2 separate regions of the Mus musculus genome follow, and region 1 is linked to region 2. A link is a loop called in an ENCODE intact Hi-C map of the cell type or tissue named here. Cell type or tissue: gastrocnemius. All regions are shown on one strand. Each heading gives the region's core, and the rest is flanking DNA. Links, peaks and the distances in the headings are about the cores only.

Region 1 (2,899 bases), core at 235-2,734, 250 kb after region 2:
CTGACTTCTCAGGGGCCTACAGTAATGCTCCTGGATGCTGGGTGTCCTAACTTGCCAACCCAGCACCTGCTATGGGGCAGAGAGGATCACATAACTGCAGTCCACTTGGATTTGCACCCCATGTATTGGATGGGGCACTGGAGTCTGAGGTTATGTTTTGGTGCCCATGAGAGGCATCCAAAAGGCAGAGAGACAGAGAGATACACGGAGACGAACAGAGAGACTGAGAGATAGGCAGACGTTCAGAGAGAGAGAGAGAGAGAGAGAGAGAGAGAGAGAGAGAGAGAGAGAACAGTAAAGGCCTTGGGAGGGGGTGATGTTGAGAGGATTCTGAGGGTCCAATCTTCTTGCTTCCTCCATCACCAACTCCCTGGTAAGGGAACCACGCCCACTCCCTGCAACTCTCAAGGGCATAGCTAGGAATTGAGTCTCCAGTCTAGGTGTGAGTCGGAATGACTCCTCAATTCTAAAAGGCCACAGCGTGGATGGAGCCTTCCACCGCCGCCACGGCCCTTCGCCTCTTGCCCAGGAGCTCTCTCGCTGGATTCTCTTTCTCCTGTTGCCTATGCTCCCGTTCTGGCACATCTTGAGCTTCCTTAGTTGGCCATGCTTCGCCAGACCCTCTTTACTTCTCTTGCCCCGCTGCTATCAGAATCCCCCATTCATTCGCTCTCCTGTTTCTGGAGCCCCGACTCAATACGATCCTCCGCACACCCTCAGCTCTGCTTCCGGCCCACCAGCTTTCCCTCTCCGGCCTCCACACACCCGTCCTGCTCGTTCATCCCAAACCTGCCACCGGTCCCTCAGCTTCGCTTGACCCTCCTCCCGTCTGCCTTGAGGGGCACTGGCTCCAGCCTGTCCTGGCCGAGAGCCTCCTGCCGGCGACCGGACTGTCCCCTCCAGGCTCGGCGAAGACTAGAGCCATTTTCCCTTTGCCTCCAAGACCCCGAGAGCCACTCTACCTGCAGCTGTAGCTCTGGAGGCCAAGGCTTCCCTCCAGGCGCGACCCCCACTTGCCTCCATCCTTTGCCCTGATTGGTCGCTGCTTGACAACCGACCCTCACAACAAAACCTCCGGCCTAGAGTCCCTCCCACTTCACTTCTTACACCAATCAGTCGCCACGGACGCCCCGCCTTCCTCTAGAATTGACCAATGGAAGCAAGCGCTTCCGCCGATTTACGTAACTACCCGCCTCCTTTCCCCGACTCAGACTAATCACGAGAAAGAAGCGCTTACGGACCGCCCTTAGGTCCCAGAAGAACCAATACAGGCTTCTGCGTTCTTAGTCCCGCCCCCAGTCAGGCTTGGTTTTTTCCGCCCTTTTCCTGCATTTCCTGGAACCCGGTTGTGTTTAAAAAATCCGCGAGCTGCACCCGATGGCGGCTGCGCCAATCACTTCAGCAACAGCTCTGGATTGACCAATAAACGTTAGTGTTATTGGAGAACCAGCTCTGAGATAGCCAATGGAAAGGGGACTTCTAGAGTGGTATGAAGTTGCAGATCTTCCATATTGAAACAGGGCTGCCAGGACCCCGCCCTCAGACTGTGAGTGTCGCCCGCGTAGTGGGAGGACTTGGCTCTTACTTGGATCCACACGTCTCCTGGAGTTCGCTGACCTCGAGGGAAACAGAGCTTAGTTACAGTGGGGTCGATGTCGAGCCCAGGAGTTCGTCCCTAAGATCACAGTAGCACAGTGGGATGAGTTAGGCTTGTGTCTGCTCGCCTGCGTGCGGAAGTAAAACTACGGAACCGGAGAAAGGCTAATATCTGTGACAGGACAGACAGGTTGGGATGGGGACAGGCTACATAACCCACCATGAGTTCGGGTCCCCCCCTTACTGAGAAACTCGGTCCCAGCCCTTTGCAGAAATAACCTCCAACTCTGGTCTATCCTACACTCACTCCCCTCTGGTCGGGGCTGCTGCATCTGGCGTTCTCCTCTACACAGTCCGGAACGGGAGGAATTTCCCATTTCTAGACGAGGAAACAGATGCTGTGGTGAAAAAGACCAGACATTTGGAAGATCGGACCCAGGACTTAAACTTTTGTTCTTAAAGGCAAGGCACACAAAGTCCCTATTAAATGCAAAACCTTTACGGGAACAAAAGTCACCCACCAGCCTAATGGGAAGTCGGCCCTGCGTAGAAATGGGTAATTATTAAGAGACCTGGATTTGGAGAATAACATTTGATCAAAACTTTGTACTTTGCTGTTCCCGCAACTTTTTATTTAAAAAAAAAAGTCAAATTCTTCATTTTGACACATTTTGCCTTATCTGCTTTGTTTATACAATTATATGTACATTACAGATCCTAAGACATTTCAGTCATGGCAACACTGAGCCTGAAGATCGTTAAGGGCCCTTAGTCACATAACCAATGTCACCACCCCTGAAATAACTTCATTCTCTAACATGCAGACTATATTAAAATGACTGTCACCATCCCCAATACACATAACTTATAAGCAGGAACAAGACTGGGGATGTAGCTCAGTGATAAGAGAGTCTTGACTGGTATGTAGGAGGCACTAGGTTCAATCCCCAGCACTGGAAATACAAACTACCTAGGACCAAGAGAAATGGCAAGGCTCAGTGGCTAAGAGTGATTGCAGTGCAAGAATGAAGACCTGAGTTCAAATCCTCACGACCCATGTAAAAATCTGGGCATGGTGCATGTGTGCTTATAAGGAGCAGTGTTATAGGGAGCAGAAACAAGAGGATTACTAAGATTGTTGGTTGTCATCCTAACTACGGGTTCAGTGAGAGACCCTGACTCGAGGGAATAAGGTGAAGAATGTCAGAGGACAATGCATAGTGATACAATGGGACATGTGTACACACACACCACACATGTGGGGGGCGGGGCACAGTATCTTTATAGGAACCAGACAAGATTC
Region 2 (2,899 bases), core at 229-2,728:
CTTCAGCAGTTAGGCAGTCCATTGTCTCCTCAGGTCTGCGGTGGGAGCTGAGTCCAGCACACAGCAGCCCTGGTGTCTTCCTCCTAGCCAGAGCTAGAGGCACTTTAGTCAGTGACTCACACGGTATGTAGATGTGGGTGGCCCAGTTGCCCCGCTCATGGGGAAAGGTTCGGATTCGACCGCCATGCTTTGCACTGTCGTCCTCAGGCCCTTCCTCTGTGCTGGGGAACATACTTAGCACACTGTCAGGCACTGGAAGCTTCTCACTGGGAACGGGGTTCTGGCCACTGCAAAAGAAGAACACACATTTATCCTCATTGATACCCCTTTGAACAACGGTAGTTCTAAGCTGTTATGCACAGTGATTCTTACCCACACCAGTCTTGCCATGTTGGCCTCGAACTTGATCCTCCTCCCTCAGCCACAATGGCTGAGTGTTCATTTCCAGGAAGGGGTTGAGCTTCTACTAAAGAACCATAGCTTTCTAGAACTGCTTAAGTTTCCTAGCTGGGAAGGCAGACCTCAGCTGGCTCTTGGTCCCCATGGAAACATTTCAGCAGGTAGCAGTGTGGCTTGGAGGTCCCTATTAGATAGTTGGACAGGCCTGAACTCAAGTAGCTCTGTGATCTTGGCTTACATTAATTTCCTCACGTGTAGAGCATATTTTTACTTGCTAGAGCTCTTGTGCAATGAACCGACACACTACAGTCAGCAAAGACCAGTATTTAAGAACCTCGAAGATTTAAGCCTCTTGGCGCATGAGATTTTCATGGGTTTTTCAACAGGCTGGTGTCTCCAGTCTACCGTGTGGCTCACGGTGGCTATTCATTAACCATTTACTAGACGAACGAAAAGCTTGGGTTATTATTGCATAGTGTTCAAACGAGGAAACATCTGGGAAGAAACATAGTTGCTTTCCAAAAGAGAAAAAAAAAAAAAAAAAACGCACCAACGGAGAGGGCTGGACTTGAACCCGTGTCCTCACTCCCAACTTTGCCTTAGCCAGGGTGTGTGTGTGGTAGTGCCATTCCAGGGCTTTGTCCAGGGTGTGTCCTGAATCCTTTCCCTCGACATCCCTTTTTCTCTTACCGGGGAACTGACCCACCCTCTTGGTTCCCCGGGAGGCTCGGGTCCCACTAGGGTTTCAAAAGAATCTACGCTCGAGAGAGAAAAATTCCTCGATCCTCACCAACGGTGGAAGCCAGTACCCGGTTTGCTCCGCCCCGCGGCGACAGCCTCCGCTTCATCCTCTGAACCGCTGCTGCTGTAGCCCACCAGGGGCGCCGAGCTCATGGGGCCTCGACCACAAGCCGTGTCCACCGACAACCTGATCCGACGCCCGGAGTTCCTCTGAGCCGGAAGTGCTCTGTGGGGGGCGGGACCTAGAGTAGCTCCACCTCGGGGCGGGGCCTGGCGACCCGGGGGGCGAAGCCCAGTGGAGCTTAGGACGGACGGCGGCCACCGCCTGTGCGGTAAAGGCTGTAGGAGGCGGCCTTCCGGATCACTCCGTCGCCCCAGTGTGGGTTCCACAGGTCTGCGGGTCTGTTTGCCAGACTTGCAAAAAGTTGGAGTCTCAGGATCCCTCTTGAGAGCGAGCTGAGCCGCAGGTCAGCTGCAGAAGACCGGAGAGTCAGGTGGGGCTGCGGCGAGCCGGGGATGAGGATCCCGGCTCCTCCGCGACCGTAGGCTCCGGCGAGCGGATCCCGAGGCTCCAGCCCCGCCCCTCCGTACCCACAGGCTCGGGCCAGCGGGGCCGCGGGTCCCCGACAGGGGGCGGCCTCGCTCCGCGCCGCGGGCTTCTCGGCAGCCGCCGCCCCGGCTGCCGCTCCTCCCCCGGCCCCGCCTACCCGGCCTCGCGCCGACCCTCTGTCCGCCGGTCTCTGCAAGACCCGTCGGTCTGTCCGCTCGCCCGTCCGTCCGCTGCCCCGGTCCCGCTAACCCGAGTGCGCGGGTCGATTCGTCGGTTCCGGCTGCTGCAAACCTGTCTCCCGACTCCGCGCTGCCTGCCTCTGCTACGCGAGGCCCGGGGATTGGCAGGACGCGTAGGCCGCGCCGCGGCGGATGGAGCCGGAATAAAGAGGCGGCAGAGAAAGCAGCTGGTCTTCGCTTGTCCCGCGCCTGACCCCTGGAGCAGGTGAGTGGCAGGGCACCCGGGACTGCATCTGGGGGCCACTCCAGTAGCCCCTGCACCCAGGGAGAGCCTCCTGAGCTCCGAGGCGATCCAGGCTGGGCCTGGAAGTACAGTTGCTTCCCGGGCACCGTTTGAGGCTCTGGGGCCTTCCTCGGCCGGAACCACCCCCTTTTCGGGACGCAGTGGCTGGGCCATCCGGAGCAGGAGCTGACAGCAGGCAGCCCAGCTGGGCCTGATGGGAGGAGATCAGCTTTCATTCGGTGACTCTGAGAGGAAAAAGGGCTAGGGTGGGGCGCGGGTGGGGGCTTCTCTTTGCCTTTCCTCTCCACTTCTCTCTCCAGCTCTTGTGCAGTGAGCTAAGAGTGTTCCTGGCTTCTCCTTACTGGAGAAGGGTCAGGGTAGGCAGTGGGGTTGCTCTAGGAGGTGGGGAGTGGGGGCGGCTGATGGGGCTGGCAGCCATTCATACCAGGAAAAATAACACACAGTTGGATTAGTACAGCTAGATCAGACAGTGTTCCGTGCAGTCCACCGCTCCTCTCTACCTTAGGAACGCTAAAATGGCCAGCTGTGGTTGGTTGGTCGTACTCCTAGGTACTACCCCAAATCAGCAGCCTCTTTATTCCCTCCCTTCCCAGAAGATGCTGAGGGTGACAACTTTTAGCTTGATTCTTAGGTTTCTTTAAGAGAACAGTTAGAAGCCAGCTGGCTTATGGGAACATTCTCTACTTTCCTTCCCTTAAAGAAAACTTGCAAACTTTTAAATCTATA

Evidence for each region. A loop is a pair of places that touch in the nucleus more often than their neighbours do. Peaks named below come from ENCODE experiments on the same cell type or tissue, not always from the same donor. Only the 100,000 strongest peaks of a DNase experiment are listed, where the experiment ranks them.
Region 1: it touches region 2 in a loop (3-fold over the local background); 4 of 42 quality-filtered maps call a loop at or near these places.

What each region holds. Positions count from the first base shown.
Region 1 is chr8:95,079,368-95,082,266 of GRCm38, reverse strand. Katnb1 (katanin p80 (WD40-containing) subunit B 1) reads right to left here and starts at 1,066. Exons shown (of 20, transcript NM_028805.2): 1 at 963-1,066. In gastrocnemius, for the core only: no CTCF peak of the experiment used is centred there; a DNase peak (open chromatin) is centred at 1,220; H3K4me3 peaks cover 1,942 bases; H3K27ac peaks cover 1,582 bases.
Region 2 is chr8:95,330,756-95,333,654 of GRCm38, reverse strand. It overlaps Zfp319 (zinc finger protein 319), which reads left to right and starts at 1,844. Exons shown (of 2, transcript NM_024467.4): 1 at 1,844-2,134. Usb1 (U6 snRNA biogenesis 1) reads right to left here and starts at 1,371. Exons shown (of 7, transcript NM_133954.2): 1 at 1,190-1,371; 2 at 121-287. The coding sequence starts at 1,293. In gastrocnemius, for the core only: CTCF peaks have their summits at 1,254 and 1,770; DNase peaks (open chromatin) are centred at 1,389 and 1,792; H3K4me3 peaks cover 2,414 bases; H3K27ac peaks cover 2,332 bases.